Linked DNA regions of Mus musculus: region 1 is linked to region 2. Evidence: chromatin loops called from intact Hi-C (ENCODE). Cell type or tissue: left cerebral cortex. All regions are shown on one strand.

The links. Hi-C counts contacts between places; a loop is a spot of excess contacts. Peaks named below come from ENCODE experiments on the same cell type or tissue, not always from the same donor. Only the 100,000 strongest peaks of a DNase experiment are listed, where the experiment ranks them.
Region 1: a loop joins it to region 2, with 4 times the contacts of the local background. A loop is called at or near these places in 13 of 42 quality-filtered maps.

Annotation. Positions count from the first base shown.
Region 1 is chr10:24,785,815-24,793,814 of GRCm38, reverse strand. Enpp3 (ectonucleotide pyrophosphatase/phosphodiesterase 3) reads left to right here. Exons shown (of 25, transcript NM_134005.2): 16 at 164-230; 17 at 1,739-1,826; 18 at 5,918-6,096; 19 at 7,302-7,356. Among named protein-coding and RNA genes, the nearest start is that of Enpp3, 46 kb to the left of the region's middle. In left cerebral cortex, CTCF peaks have their summits at 3,707 and 3,907 (motif pointing left); DNase peaks (open chromatin) are centred at 3,543 and 3,876.
Region 2 is chr10:24,639,670-24,647,669 of GRCm38, reverse strand. It overlaps Enpp1 (ectonucleotide pyrophosphatase/phosphodiesterase 1), which reads left to right. Exons shown (of 25, transcript NM_008813.4): 23 at 385-517; 24 at 2,230-2,392; 25 at 5,694-8,000. The coding sequence ends at 5,864. Among named protein-coding and RNA genes, the nearest start is that of Gm15270, 48 kb to the right of the region's middle. In left cerebral cortex, no CTCF peak of the experiment used is centred here; a DNase peak (open chromatin) is centred at 4,294.

The DNA of each region.
Region 1 (8,000 bases), 150 kb before region 2:
TGTCCTCCTCTTTGGTTTTCTGTTTATCAATGGTTGTGAATCTGAGCATGTAAATAGATATACATATACATATCAGTATATAATCTAAATCTAAAGCTTGACTTAGAATAACATCTCACGTCTCATGTGCAGACCAGTGTATAGCAATGCTGTCTTTTTGCAGGAGCAAAGGGAGTTCCAATTGTGGTGGAGGAACACATGGCTACAACAATGAGTTCAAGAGCATGGAGGTAAATTACTGCAGCTTTTAAACAGAAACAAGTCAACAGTGAGAGAGGAAAGGACTGTGCGGCAGCAGGCATACATGCTTTGGCATGGAGAGGAGGGCTGTGGGGCACAGAGGAAAAGCAGGACAGTGTAAGGAGCTGCTGGGGAGGCTTCGGGGTAGGTGCCTTTGAGGGTGCTATGCAAGTTTAACTAGTGTGAAAGAACTGGAAATTCCAGGGTGACATTTAAGCAGAGATTTGAAGGTGCAACAATTAATTTTTCCAATCTTGAGGAAGAATGAGTGTCCCATGCAGAAGAAATAGCCAACTCAGAGGCCCTTGTTTGCAGTTCATCCTTTCTTGGGAACAAAAGAGCCTTGGCAAGCTACCCGAAGGTGTTCAACTACGGCTGCTGTGAATTGGAAGGAGAAAGCCAGAGGATAGCTGGGCCCACAAGTCTGAAGTGTATATTAAATGTGAAACAAGAGATGTCGAATGGCAGCTCAGAGCCTATGCTGGAAATGAAAGCTCAAGTCTCAGGCATAGACACAGACAAGGCTCTGTGCTGGGGGTTCAGTACAGACACAGGGAAGGACCAGGTACTCGGTGCAGGGCATCTCTACTTGAGGAAGCCGTGGAGAGAACAGCGACAAGCAAGGAGACATAGAAGTTGGCGATCGATAGTGAGGAAGGACAGGCGGGGTTTGTGGAGCTCTGGAGCCCAGGAAAGGGATGGTGGAGAGGAGCCATGATAGAAAGCTAAGCTCACACTCTTCCTCCAGAGCAAAGCCTTGTGGTTTCTTCAACCTGATTTCCCTGCCTTTTGAAAAATCAATTGTTTTGGTTACACCATTAACCAAAAAGAACTCTGTTGCTTTAGTTGTCTGCAGTCTTAAATGACGAGATCTGTTAAATAATGTCAAGTTAGAATTGATTAATTAAATATGAATCGAACACTCGGGTCCCTTTATCCCGTAAGTAGTGAAGAGGTGCCAGAGAAAATAGGAGTTAGGAACTTAGCCAGTGTTCAATGCTCAAAGCATCAGTATTTCCCCTCATACTCTGTTAAGACAGAGGCAAACACATCTTGGACCCCAGCTGAGGGCGATTGATGCAGGTCACAGGTAGAGGCTGTTTTAAGACACATTTCTTATTCCTAAAAGAAATTCTTAAAGAGGCCTAAGGAACAAATGGGAGGTTGTCCCAGAATGGAAATGTGTGTCTCTTCCTAAACTTTGTGAGCCAGATGTCTTTTCTTTTCTTTTCTTTTCTTTTCTTTTCTTTTCTTTTCTTTTCTTTTCTTTTCTTTTCTTTTCTTTTCTCTTCTTTTTTCTTTCTTTTTTTTTTTTTTGGTATTTTGAAGACAGGGCTTCTCTGTATAGCTCTGGCTGTCCTGGAACTCACTCTAGACCAGGCTGGCCTCAAACTCAGAAATCTGCCTGCCTCTGCCTCCCGAGTGCTGGGATTAAAGGCATGCGCAAACATGCCCGGCTCAGATGTCTTTTAATAATAATATAATTCTTACCACATAGGCAATCTTTTTGGCACATGGACCCAGCTTTATAGAGAAGACTGTTATTGAACCATTTGAAAATATTGAAGTCTATAATCTACTGTGTGGTGAGTATGTTTAAGTCAACTCACAGCAAAGGTGTGGAGTTTGCAGTAGACTTATAAGTTGAAATTGGAGATAAATTGAAGATGGGAAGCAGAGAGATAAGAAAAAAGTTTAATTCAGAGTTCTCCAGTCACACGTGTGATGCCTTTTGTTTTACTAATAATGATAAATCCTTGTATTCTAGGAAACCAAGATATAATAATTTAATGAAACTTAGAAAATTAAAATGACAATTCTAACTTTTTTTTAAAAAAATGAGCACACCTAAGTCCAAGGAGCTAGCTCAGCCAGTAAGTTGCTTACTGCACAAGCGTAGACACCTGAGTTGGGACCATCAGTAGCTGTGCTACAGTCTTCTGTTACAGTTGCTGACGCAACAGAACCAGGCATGTCTCTGGGGCTCACCGGCCAGCCAGTCTAGCCAATTGGTTCAGCCTCATTGAGAGATGATGTCTCAAAAAAAAAAGTTTGAAAGATGTTGAAGAAGAAACCTGATAACATTTTCTGTTCTCCACAAGCGCACACACATACATTTGCACATACACGCACATGTGTACATGCATGTGTGTGCGCACACACAGACACACACAGTCAGCTTAAAAGTGTTTTCACATAATTGAGAAGAGAAGTCTTCTAGAATAAGGGGGATAATAAAGTCTTATTTAGATAGAAACTTGTTATTATACTAAGTGTTAAAAAAAACTTTACAGAACTAGTGTTGTAGGAACCAAGTCTTCTATATACTTGCTTTAGTCTGCCATATCAAGAGATCATTTGCTTAGAGAATCCAGGGAGGAAGCTGCAATTTCACTGTCAGTTAGGTGTGCAGACTATGATTTTCTTCATCTTGCTGCTGGCAAAAAGCCCCTATTTGAAGGATGGTGGGGTCAGATATCTCAGCAGGTGGAGGTGGTGGCAAGTTCAGTCCTGCAACATACATGGCAGAAGGAGAGAAACTGAGAACAGATTCCCACAAATTGTCCTCTGATCCTCACACGCATGATGTGGCACAGGTACCGCTCCTCCATCACAGTACATAAAAGCATACTACATACATACATATACACATATACACATACATATACACATACACATACATACATATACACACACACACATACATACATATACACACACATACATACATACATACATACATACATGTAATAAAACCTTAAAAATAATTTATTGCAGTCTTAACAACTTAAATTCTTGACTCTCATAGCTGGGCCTCTGTCAGGGAGTCTGGCCTTGTTGAGATGGTTAGATTGGATAGGACCTGTCTTAGTTTGGGTTTTACTGCTGTGAACAGACACCATGACCGGTTCAAGTCTTATAAAAGACAACATTTAATTGGAGCTGGCTTACAGGTTCAGTGGTCCAGTCCATTATCATCAAGACAGGAACATGGCAGAGTCCAGGCAGGCATGGTGCAGGCAGAGCTGAGAGTTCTACATCTTCATCTGAAGTCTACTAGCAGAACACTAACCTCCAGGCAGCTAGGATGAGGGTCTTAAAACCTACACCTACAGTGACACACCTACTTCAACAAGGCCACACCCGGGCCAAGCATATACAATCCATCACAGGACCCGCGGAGGTCTTAAGCAATATTATTGCACAGGAGTCTAAGGTTAGTGATACTGGATGCTCTACAGAAAAATCAAGTTGAAGAAGGCAGTAGAGGGCAGCATGTTCATTCAAACTGGCCATGAGAAGACAAAGCAGATTCCAGCTCATATCTCCACCTGTATCTTGGGGACTTTAAGGTACAAAGAGCTTTTAGGAATGAATCGAGGTAGCTCAGAGAGAGACAGTAGTCCAAAGTCTGTGCACTGGGCGAGGTCTTGCTCCATCCAGGAGATGTGCATTTTGTTCTAATGGGGAGCCCTATAGCGAGCAAACTTTGTTTCTCCCATGCTGCCAGTCAGTTGTCTGCAGCTGAGGGTTCCCTTGCTCTACCTAGATGGGAATTCTGGGTAGGCAGGAAGCAGCTGGGCAAGCACTGGTTCCTAGTGAGCTTCTGTTTCTACCACAGTTTGAAGAGCAGCAGCAAAGCCAAAACAGAGGCGAGTGGCGCCCTCTGGTGTTGCAGTCCTCACACGGGCCTTGGGCACTAAGCCTCATGGCCCTTGGCAACAGGGATGTTACAGTCCTCAACCAGGCGTGGTTTGAGACCCTAGCTTGTGAGATGCTACAGCCCCCTGGAACTCACTTGGCGGCCAAGGCCCAATGTTCTCTTCTCTGGCTCCACACAGCCGTCTCTCTTTCTTCAGTATTGTTTGCCCACTCTCTCTCCGCGTGCTCCTTTTCCTGTCTCCACCACCCTTAATCGTCTCTGACCAGGTTGCTTCTTCAGCTTGGTTGGGGGCAGACTATTCAGGGCGGCTGCTTCTGCCAGGACTCAGCTAGAGAGGCCACTCAGGAGGTAGGGTACCACTGCCGCTGCCTTCTTCAGCTCTCTTTCTTGACGGCTCTCCCCTGCCTTGAGGTGCTTGCAGCCTTGTGTGTGTGGGGGGGACTACTCACTTCCATCCTGTCACTTCTGGAATTTTTCACTGTCTCCGCCATTGTCTCTGCAGCCACTTTCTTTGTGTTACGAGCTCAACCGTCAGTTCTGACAATAGATCTACAAGACCATTCATGCAAGCCAAGCCTTTCCATTGGGCCTGAATCTGTAACATCAGGGGAGGTAGTGCAGGAAGATATCTCCCAGCCCATTCTCTGCGTTGCCTGCGGGTTGTTTGGACCAAGCACAGACATACCCTCTTACCTCTTAGAACCAATCACAATTTTTGAGACTTGTGCATCTTACCAATTGTTGACCTAGTTAGTCATGGAGTTCTCCCTGGTAGATAGCAAGGGAAGTGGCGCCTCTCTGACCCAGGTGTGGATGACTGCGGGTTGGGACTACACAAAGTCCATTAGGAAGTATCTTCAAACAGCCTTGGATGCGGCTCTGCCTTCAGGAGCCCAGGGAATCTGCTCCAGTCTTTGGCAGGAAGGGCATCTGCAGAGTGTTTGAGATAAGTGCTGTCAGATTGAGTTCTTATGTTCAAGGCAGAAAGGACGGCAACAGATGGTCCAACACTGCTAACCCGGAGCTGTGTGGCCCCTTCCTCCCTAATTCTTTGTTCATTTCAACGAAAGTGAAGGGTTTATTATCAACACTAATAGTGATTTTTAATAGATTTGAATAGATTTGACAGTAGGCGCCCGCCCAGTGCCTCAGGGAAAGATGGTTTGCCCTTATTTGTCTCACCAAAGCTAGTTTCTCACTAGACCTGAGAAAGAGTCCCTCTCCAGCAAAAAGTGTCAGTTAGGCATAGTTTCATATGACCCTGCTATCATTCAGAGCTTCTAAAAAGATAATGCCTATTAAATATTTAATATAATTTGTTTTTATAGGAAGAATAGAAAATGTTCTGTAAATAAAGAATAAAATTTACTGCTTTAATGTTTTTATTATGCCGTGTGTGTGTGTGTGTGTGTGTGTGTGTGTGTGTGTGTAATGACAGCAGTGACATGGATGCTGAAAATTAAATTAGGGTCTTCTGCAAGAGCAACAAATGCTTCTAACCATCGAGTCATCTCTCAAGCCCAAAGAACACGGTTTTGTAATTACAAGTATTGTGGTTTATGCCTTTTAATCCCAGCACTAGGGAGGTAGAGGCAGGTGGATCTCTGGAGTTCCAGGCCACCCTGGTCTATACAACCAATTCCAAGCCAGCCATGGCTACATAGTGAGGGCCTGTCTGAACAATGCCAACAAACAACAAAGAGGATAGCATCTTAATACTTGACACTCATGGCATGCTTAGGTGGCAAGGTGATCATTTAAGCAATGTAGCTTTTCTCTAGAGAAATAGAAGTTCATGCAGATTCATCATGGAGATGGTTCCAGTGTAGACAGACAAGAGGCTGAGGACTTTGGGAAATGAAACTCAGCTAAGTCACATCTGGAAACAAATCTACAGGCGGCAGAATTGATAGCAGGCATTACAGTGTGGGTGGTTTTGTCATTCATATCCCACAAAGGCATTCATTGATGCCTTCCATTTCCAAGCTATATGGAATTTTTTTTTTTTAACAGATCTTCTGCACATTGAACCAGCACCAAACAACGGTACTCATGGCAGTCTGAATCATCTTCTGAAGACACCGTTTTACAAGCCATCACATGCAGGAGAGTTGTCAACGCCTGCTGACTGTGGTTTTACTACTCCCCTGCCTACAGACCCACTAGACTGCTCATGCCCTGCACTACAGAATGTGAGTGACAATTTCATGTCTTTACAAGAATGTAAAGGCGCCATCTTACTTACTGAGTAATTGCATATGGTTTCTCTGAACTTTATCAGGAAGTGAGAGATTATGGTGTGTACACTATTCGAGTAAGTGTGTGTGTTGAACTTTCTTTAACCATTCAAAATAGTAATCTTGGTGCTCTTCAAGTTCCCTTTTAAACCCCTTTCTTACAGTAAAATCAGACGAGCATCCTCAGCTACTTAGAACAAAGCGGCAGGGATTATAATCAGGTTTTAGGCACACGCAGTGGTGTGTGCTGCATGGCATTTGTTGAGCAGTGGTATAGAGTCAGCAGGAGGCAAGGGAACACTGCAAAAATGGCAGTGTGTGCTGAGCCAGTCCTTTTAACAGATTGAGCCCTGGGCTGAGTCCAGAAGGACGGCTTCAGATCCCAGGAGACTCTTGAAAAGGTTAAGTTTCACTGCTAGGAAGAGACACAAGGGCAAAGACTCAGAAGAGGAACTTACAGTGTAAGAGGTACATGTAGGAATTGCTCCTTACTGCTGTGGGTGAAGACTTTAGAGGACAGAAAGTCCAGTGAAGCGTCTCACGTCCACAGGAAAATCTCCTCCTAGGGTTGTGGTGTTCTTCTCTTTGCATTTAACTTCCGATCGAGAGTTCCTACATTCTGTTCCAGATAGCCTCAGTAGAGCTGCCATAAAAAATCATGAATAACATAAAATGGGTGACTTGTTCCACATTGTGGAGATAGAAGGGGCCCAAGAGAAGTCAGATATACTAGTCAAGGTTTTTCAAGCCTAGTCTATCTGAATACAATCCCAGCATCCCTCTCTGTAAAGCGTGCCTCTTGCTGTTCAAAATGTGGTCTTAGAACCTGCTTATATATCTCTTCTCAGTCAGAAAGATGTGCATAATTAATTTCAGGCCATACCCCAGACTTGCTCAGTCAGAATGTGAATTTTAACAAGTCCTTATGGAAGCTATATTCACAGAAAAGTCTGAGATGCATTGGGATGCAATCATCCCAATTTAATTCCAGCTATGGTCAAGATGCTTGTTCCCATTAACAATATCTCTGCAAACACACACACACACACACACACACACACACACACACACACACACACACAATGGGGCAGAAATCCCTCTGATTTGTTTTGTTTTGTTTTTAACACTGACTTATCAGTTCTCTTCTCTCTCTTTTCTAGACGCCTGGTCTAGAAGAGCAAGCAAACCAAAGGCTAAATCTTAGCGAAGGCGAGGGTGAGTCGGTAGTAATGTGATGGTGAGAGCTAACAATACACAACACCACCCTTGGATTTCCCAGACTGAATTCAAGACTCTTGAATGTAGATTTTATGGGCAATATAAAGGAGGAACAAGCAAGCAAACCCAGAGTTCTAAGAGCAGAGTAGGCTTAGGGTTAGGCTTAGGCTTAGGCTTAGGGTTACAATGCTGGGGTGCATCTGCTAGTCCCTGTCGAAGATATGAACAGACTAAAGTGCTGGGCTTGTACCTGACCTCTGTGGCTGTCCTGTGCCTAACCTGGGCCCAGTCATTTCCTTTCACTGTGCTTCCATCTCTCCATCCGAAGTACTTGGACCCACCTCGCGCAGTTGTAAAGTCTGTAGAGAGAATTTACAAGTGTTTCCCTGCATTATTAGGACCATTATGTATTGAATTCCTAATGCTTCAGTTGAACCTTTTGTAGATAGGGATCCAGGCATTCTTAATATGTATAGAGGATTATTTTTGGACCTCTTGTAGATACCCCACATCTGAGGATGCTGGAGTCCTTTATATAAATAGGTGTTGTATGTGCATGTGGCATCTATGTCTCCCAAAAACTTTAAATTATTTTTAAATTACTTATAATATCCAATATAACATAAATGTTGTAAGAATAG
Region 2 (8,000 bases):
ATACCACGTATAAGGACATCTTATTTGAATTTTTGTCTTTGACACATGTATATTTTCAGAGGACAAATTCAGCTATGAGTAGTGAGTCTGATTCATGGTTTGTGCTTCTTTGGTGCTCGGTGTTGACACACAGTCATTACTGCAGGTTAAGGTGCTTATTTCCGAATACAGAGATGGAGTTGGATCCGTGTTTGCCCTGTAGTCTTTCTGAGAGCCAAAAGCGAACCATGCGTTCTGGGCTTGGCAGCCGACTGAAGCCAATCTCGACCCAGTCCTCAGCGATTACAAAGACTAGCATTACTTTATACCATTCGCCAGTTCCACACAGCGGCAGAGCGTGCCGGTCGTTCTTGTGAGATTGCAGCATCTTCTCTTGTTTTTCAGTTATATGGCACTACCTTCATGACACCCTACTGCAAAGGTATGCCCATGAAAGGAACGGCATCAATGTTGTCAGCGGTCCCGTGTTTGACTTTGATTATGACGGACGCTATGATTCCTTAGAGATCCTGAAACAGTAAGAACATATTTCATACTCTTAGAGGGAGCTATAGAGGGGATTCCATCGAGTCAGCAGATCCTTTCTATACAGTGCAACGCAAGTGTACATAGGGACACTTACCACCCACAGGCATTTTGAAATCTCTACGATAGGTATAATACTCAGTTTCAACCAAATTTATTTTTTTTCAATGAGAGAAGTCACATCTCCCCATTCGTGAGCCCTGTGTAGATGCTGGTCCTCTGACAGAAGCGCAGAGTGCAGAGGTGAGAAAGGGGATGAAAACGCACCAAGCCGTCTCCCACTGGATGGCAGGGAGGGAACCACCATCCTGAGGAAACTGTTGATGGAGCTGATTCCATAAAATGAAATAAGGGAATGTTCTAGAAACTGGTTGATGGTTTTGGTTCTTTTGTGGGAAAGAGGTGTGGGGCAGGATTCAAACTCAGGATCTCCCACAAAGAAGACAAGCGCCCACCACTAAGCTATGTGCCTTACCCTGGTTGAACTCTATTAAAGCAAATAACTTAACAGCATTTTCTAAAACAGCCTCAAGACAGATACCAAAGACTCTACTGAGATTTTGTCCCTTACAGAGAACTCTCTTATTGCTTTATAACAAAACATCTTGGGAGTATGTCAGTTTATAAAATGCGTACTTTTAAACTGTGTCTATTATTTTAGGTTTTTGTGTGTTTGTTTGTTAGCAGCAGGGTCTCTCTATGTAGTCCTAGCTATCTTGGAACTCTCCGTGCAGACCAAGCTGGCCTTGAAGTCACAGAGATCCACCCTAGTGCTAGGATTAAAGGTGGGTGCCAACACACCCAGACAGCTTAGCTGTGTCTATTGAAGCAGAACTTTTTTTTTTTTTTTACATGGTTGGCCTGTCCGCCAAGTTGTGGAGGTTGTAGAAGAGACCTTATATGCTCTCGTCTCACAGCGTTAGCCAGATCTCTTCTTTTCAATGTATGCTCCAGGTTATGATTCTACACAGGGTCATTTTATTTGGAAAATAGTGATTGTCACTGTCTTAAATTTTGAAAAATGCCCAACAAATAAGCACAGGTTTAAAAACAGGTCAAGTCTTAACAAGAGTCTGTTCTTAGTTTTCAATTCTTTTTCTCAGTTAAAGTTTGGGGGTAAAACCAGAAATTTAGTCAAAGGGATGGAGAATTCATGACATATCCTCTCTGAAGGAAAGGAGGGGCCTTGGTTGATTCTCTGTCATTGTGCGGCTGACAAAAGAGTATCAATACTAATCTAGAGTTAGAATGTTGGTTGTAAGTGTTCAAAGATTTCATATATATGCATATATATATATATATATATATATATATATACTATCTGAATATTCTTTAGATAGAAATTGAAAAGCCAAATTTTAATAGAAAAGGTTATTTGAACATTCTACTTATTAGCATCAATAATTGGAGTATTGAGGTGTAATGATTATTTAATTATTTATTCTTTTTTTTTTTTTTTTGAGACAGTGTTTCTCTGTGTAGAACAGGCTGGCCTCGAACTCAGAAATCTGCCTGCCTCTGCCTCCCGAGTGCTGGGATTAAAGACATGCGCCACCACACCTGGCTAATTATTTATTCTTATAACATGCTTATTTAATTAAATGTAACCTTTAGATATGTTTCAGTAAAAGTAGGCTGTACTGAAGTATTATTAAGAGAAAGATAAATGTTTCTTAATGAAAGTGAATGTCGCATACTTTACAGAAACAGCAGAGTCATCCGAAGCCAGGAAATTCTGATTCCGACTCACTTCTTCATTGTGCTCACCAGCTGCAAGCAGCTGTCTGAGACTCCCTTGGAGTGCTCCGCCTTAGAGTCCTCAGCTTACATACTGCCTCATAGGCCTGATAACATTGAGAGCTGTACGGTAAGTAACAGCCTGTCTCCCTTGCCTCCCTTGCACACGGACGTGTAACCTGTGTGTCCGTACATTGCTCACACTCTGGAAGAAACAGAACTCCTGAGTGTACATGGGTTTTGGATTTACCTAATGGTTTTACATGTGGGCCTTGTTTTTTATTATAGTATTTATTTAGGGAGAGAGCATCGTGTGTGTGTGTGTGTGTGTGTGTGTGTGTGTGTACACGCACGCGTGCGTCTTGATACATCAGGCTTGCTGGAGGCTCATGGATGTTAATGAGGAGTAGATTCTCTTCTTCCAACACGTTGGGGTTAGGGGGTGAACTCAGGTTGTCAGGCTTGGTGACAAGTGCCTTTACCCACTCAGGGCCCATCTCGATGGCCCTTGATTTTTGAAGAAGACAACTTGTCCTTAGGCTTCTTATATGTTTATGGGTATCTCTTTCTTTGGGTTAGGGAAGTTTTCTTCTTTAATCTTGTTGAAGATATTTACTGGACCTTTAAATTGGGAATCTTCACTCTCTTCTGTACCTATTATCCTTAGCTTTGGTCTTCTCATTGTGTCCTGGATATCCCAGATGTTTTGGGTTAGGAGCTTTGTGCATTGTGCATTTTCTTTGACTGTTGTGTCAATGTTTTCTATGGTATCTTTTGCACCTGAGATTCTCTCTTCTATCTCTTGTATTCTGTTGGTGATGCTTGCATCTATGACTCCTGATCTCTTTCCTAGGTTTTCTTACTTCAGGTCTGTTTCCATTTGTGATTTCTATATTGTTTCTATTTCCATTTTTAGATTTTGGATATTTGTGTTCATTTCCTTCACCTGTTTGATTGTGTTTTCCTGTAATTCTTTAAGGGATTTTTTGTGTTTCCTCTTTAAGGGCTCCTGTATTTCTTTAAGGGAGTTATTTATGTTCTTCTTAAAGCCCTCTATCATCTTCATGAGAAGTGATTTTCGATCCAAGCCTTGCTTTTTCAGTGTGATAGTGTGTCCAGGTCTTGCAATGGTGGGAGAATTGGGTTCTGATGATGCCAAGTAACCTTGCTTTCTGTTGCTTCTGTTCTTACGCTTGCTTCCCACCAACTTATTATCTCTAGTGCTACCTGCCCCCACTATATCTGACTGGAGCCTGTCCTTCCTATAATCCTAGTTGTGTTAGAATCCCTAAGAGTCCAGCTATCTCTTCTGTGATCCTGAGATTCTGGGTGTGTCAGAGTTCCTGTGAATCAAGCTGCCTCTGGAACCCTGAGATCCTGATGTGACCAAGCTTCTAAGATCATGTGATCCTGTGATCCTGGGCTTGTTAGAACACCTGGTAGTGAAGCCTCCTCTGGGTGCTGTGGGACTGACTGGCTGTGGAGTTTGTACCCAAGGTAAACCGGCGCAGGCCGGAAGGAACCCCCAAAACTAGACTTGTAACCTCACTATTATAAATTAATGTTAAAGCTATAGTAAGAAAGCATTTAAATATAGTTCTTCCATATCTAACATTATGAAGATCTTTATTATAGTATTTGCCATTCCAGTGGTGGGTTTTTTTTTTTTTGGAACAATTGTTGATTTTTTCATCAATTTTTTTCCTTGAGAGATTAAATTGCTGTTAAATATACATCAGTCGTCCAGAATGATGTAGTAAGTATTAAACATTAAATATGTTCTGGAGCAAATAGCTGAAGATCAATACAGAGAAGCAAGGAAGGAGCCTCTTGTAACAGGGTCAACTGTATACCTGTTGGCACGGTGCTGTGATCAGTGGAGGCAGAAGGGGACTCAGGCTGTTCATCTCTTCTGTTCCACCATGCTTACTCGTGGCTTTGGCCCACACGAACTAAAAATGATTTCTGCTTTCCGGATTTCACATTTGAATTCTGCACGGACCTGCTGGGGTTGGGGGCGGAGAGAGGCAGCCCCAAATTTATCCTTTCATCAAAATGTTGTTGAGTGACTTGAGCCAAATATCACAAGGCTGTTCTACTCTGCCATCCAAAGAGGAGTGTCCTCCCTGGTTGATGGGAACATTGTATTCAGTTCTTTAATGGCAGCATAAAAGACACTAAATATTGCAGTGCACCGGAAAGAAAGTTATTTTAAAGCTTGTTACACAGTTGCTGTTTCTTCTGCTTCCCCTCTGAACAAGTGACTAAGCATTAGTTGCATTAGCCTGAAGAGACATTCTGGTTATAAGTCCTCTTTACTCATTCCTAAGAATGCTGAAATAAACGACGGACACTGCCTACTGACAAGGAGTTCATGGCGTCAGGTGCTTCCCTCAAAGCCAGAGGAAGGGTTGTGGCTGGGAGGGAACTAAGCAGCAGCTGATTTAAGTTTGATGGGAAATGCGAGGTTTCTGTTCTGCTTTTTATGGTAAAACTCTTTATTATTTTCTACTAATAAGATCCCAAGAGTGCATGGGGCTTTAAAAACAATTACATTTATTAGTAATGTGTGTGTGTGTGTGTGCACATGTGTGTGAGCATGTGTGTGTGAGAGCATGTGTGTGAGCATGTACGTGTGTGCACATGTGTGTGAGCAAATGTGTGTGAAACTCAGAGAACATCTTTCAGAAGTTGGCTCCCTCCTTCCCCAGCCTGGGGATGAAGCTCATGCAGCCAGGTTTGGCAGCATCTTCCTGGCCCCATAGACCTTTCTGATACACGTCTTTGACCCTTTCCCATGGCCATTTTCAGAAATGCTTATAGAATATGGATGCATCCTTTCTATCCCTGCTATCTGATTTAACTATGTTCTCTACTTCCATGGACCAGAAAGTCTGCCTTTGGTTTTTTTCTGATCACATATTGTTTAGGTCTTTATTCTCTTCAGAAATGAAATTTCATCTTATGTATTTTGCAACCCCAGTTCCATGAGACCATAAAGATGACACATTCCCGTGATAACTAGAGTTGGTTTGATATAGTTGCTCACATCTTATACTTGATCTTTAAACCCAGCCTGGCTTTGGCCCGCTGGGGCAAGAGAGATGGTTCAGTGGTTAAGAACACTAGCTGCTTTTCCAGTAGCCCTGGGTTGGACTCTTAGCACTAAATAGTATAACTAGCAACCATCAATAATTCTAGTTCCAGGAGATTTGATCACCTGATTTTCATGATGCTCAGGTAATGCATTCAGGCAACACACACACACACACACACACACACACACACACACACACACACACACACACACACCTGTGACTTCTGTCATTTCTCAGCCTAAAATGTCCTAAGTAAATAAGCTGAGAAGAGGGGGACCTTACTGGGAACGTGAACTGAGTGCTCTCTGGTGACTTCTTCATCTTCTGTCCTAGCATGGGAAGCGGGAGTCTTCATGGGTCGAGGAGTTGCTGACCTTGCACAGAGCTCGGGTCACAGACGTGGAACTCATCACTGGCCTCAGCTTCTACCAGGACCGACAAGAGTCAGTTTCAGAACTGCTGAGGTTGAAAACACATTTGCCAATCTTCAGCCAAGAAGACTGATTGTTTTTTTATTAAAAAACAAAAGAAAACAAAACAAACACCATAGATCCTTTTGAAAGAGTCTTATATTTGATACAGTCCTCTACACTTTTGCATTGTTTGGAAACGGTCGAGTGGAGTTACAACTGGGACTCCCTGTGTGGTGTCGATGTCCCTGGCTGGGTTGTGTGACGACTCAGCACATCTGCAGAGTGTTCCTGTCCTGTGCCATGCAGACTTCCTGTCTAAGAATTAGATGTGTCACTAACGCACGGGGAGTAAAGACACTTCACCTCACACCTGGAAGTGTTCTTAAGGGACGAGGGGCAGTGTACGTGGTCTGGGGACCTGATGTTGGAATCCTATTGTTGTTAATAAAACTGAGTAAAGGACTGGGGTAGCTCATGTCCCATTTTAAAAAAAATGGAAAATGGTTCTGTATTGATTTTCACTTGGAGTTTCAGTTTTAGCTAAATGAGGCCCCATTTCTATTTTTTCTGTCTCCTCCAATAACCAAAGTCTTGTGCTTTTAAAACAAATTGTGATTGGGTCTCTTCAGGTTTAGTGGCTTTCCATCAAAAAACTGGACTTTTGATGGAAAATTTGTGAGTTGAGGATATCTAGCTTTTGTAAAAATCTGACTCTATGTTTATACACACACGCACACATACACATGTACACACGCACACACATGTGCACATGCATGTATGCATGCACACACACATGTAACACATGTGCACACACATGTACACACATACACATGTAACACACCCACACACGTGCATGCTCTTGAATATGCACATGCACACACATATGCACATGCACATCCCAGTCCTCTTTACTAGAAATAAATGAAGACTGAAAAGAGCCCTGAGCATGGTTCTCTCAGGCCATTAAAATTGGGCTTTGTTTGGATGAACCCCGAGAGAACTCATTGGCACTTGCAAAGTGACTTTTTTTTCCACTGTGAAGAGTGTTTTCTCTGCACAAGAGAGCCCCCCTCCCCCACAGTGATGGGAGAAGAGCTTTGCCTGGCTTAGTTCTTCAGTTTGAAGCTGTGTAGATCTGAAGAGAATTCGTCACTCATCACTTAACATCTTCACTGTGCACACGACAAATGACACAGTGATGTAACTTCCCCTCACCGACATTGCCACTGACATTGATGTAATAACTTAGAAGGTGTTGTTTTGTGTTACCCATAGCCTCTGGCATGCATATCTTTCAGTCTGTTCTTTCCAAGTTTGCTACTTCCTGCCAGTCTGTCTAAGGTTTTGTTTGGTTTTTATGCTACCTTTTATCCATTCTGTTGTTCCCAGTAGGTTTATATATAGGCTACTGTTTTATTTGTAAAATGTTATTTGTGTTTTGCTTCTTTATGTCTTCTATTTGCTGAAATTTTTTATTGCTTCCATTGAGTATCAATTTCTTCATTTGTTTCATGTGCATTTGCGGTTGCTGGTTGGAACATTTTTACGATGCTGTTGTACAGTGCTCGTTGGTACATCCTCACTTCCTCTGTCAATGTTTGTTTCTATGTGTAGTGGGTTTCTCTTGTCTTCAACATATTTTTTTTGCTTCTCATGATTGTTTTAAATTAAAACCTGGATATTTTAGGCATTCTATCTTAGCATTCTGCATCTTCGGTAAATCTCCTCTGACATCATCCCTGCAGAAATACTGGGGACTCGGCCTCCTTCTTACTCTCTGGGAGATGAAGTATTTCACCTCCTCCATTGATATTAGGATGAGAGGAGGTAAGCGGAGTGGGGAATTCAGATCTCTGTTCGTTCATTGCTGATGCCTCCCGTGCTGGGATGTGAACAGTACCACTTACTGCTCCTGGCGGGTCTCCAGTGATGCAGGCATCCTGGAGAAAGCTTCATCACCACTGGATAGAGATGACCCTCTCAGGCTACTCAGCCTCCACTGGCACTGCCCTGGCAGCGGAGCTGGAGAGCTGGGTATGGCTTTTACAGCTTGCCAGCCGTAGAAGTGTAGGCTCCACCCCCTTGGCTGGTGTGGGAGGGTCTTTTTTGTGTTTCACAGAAGCAAAGTAGATTCTGGTGAGCTCCGCCCTTTCCTGCCCTTTGGATGGGGAGAGTAAGCCGTGTTTTCCACTCCCTGCCCTGTCATTCTGGCATCTTCATGCTCCTT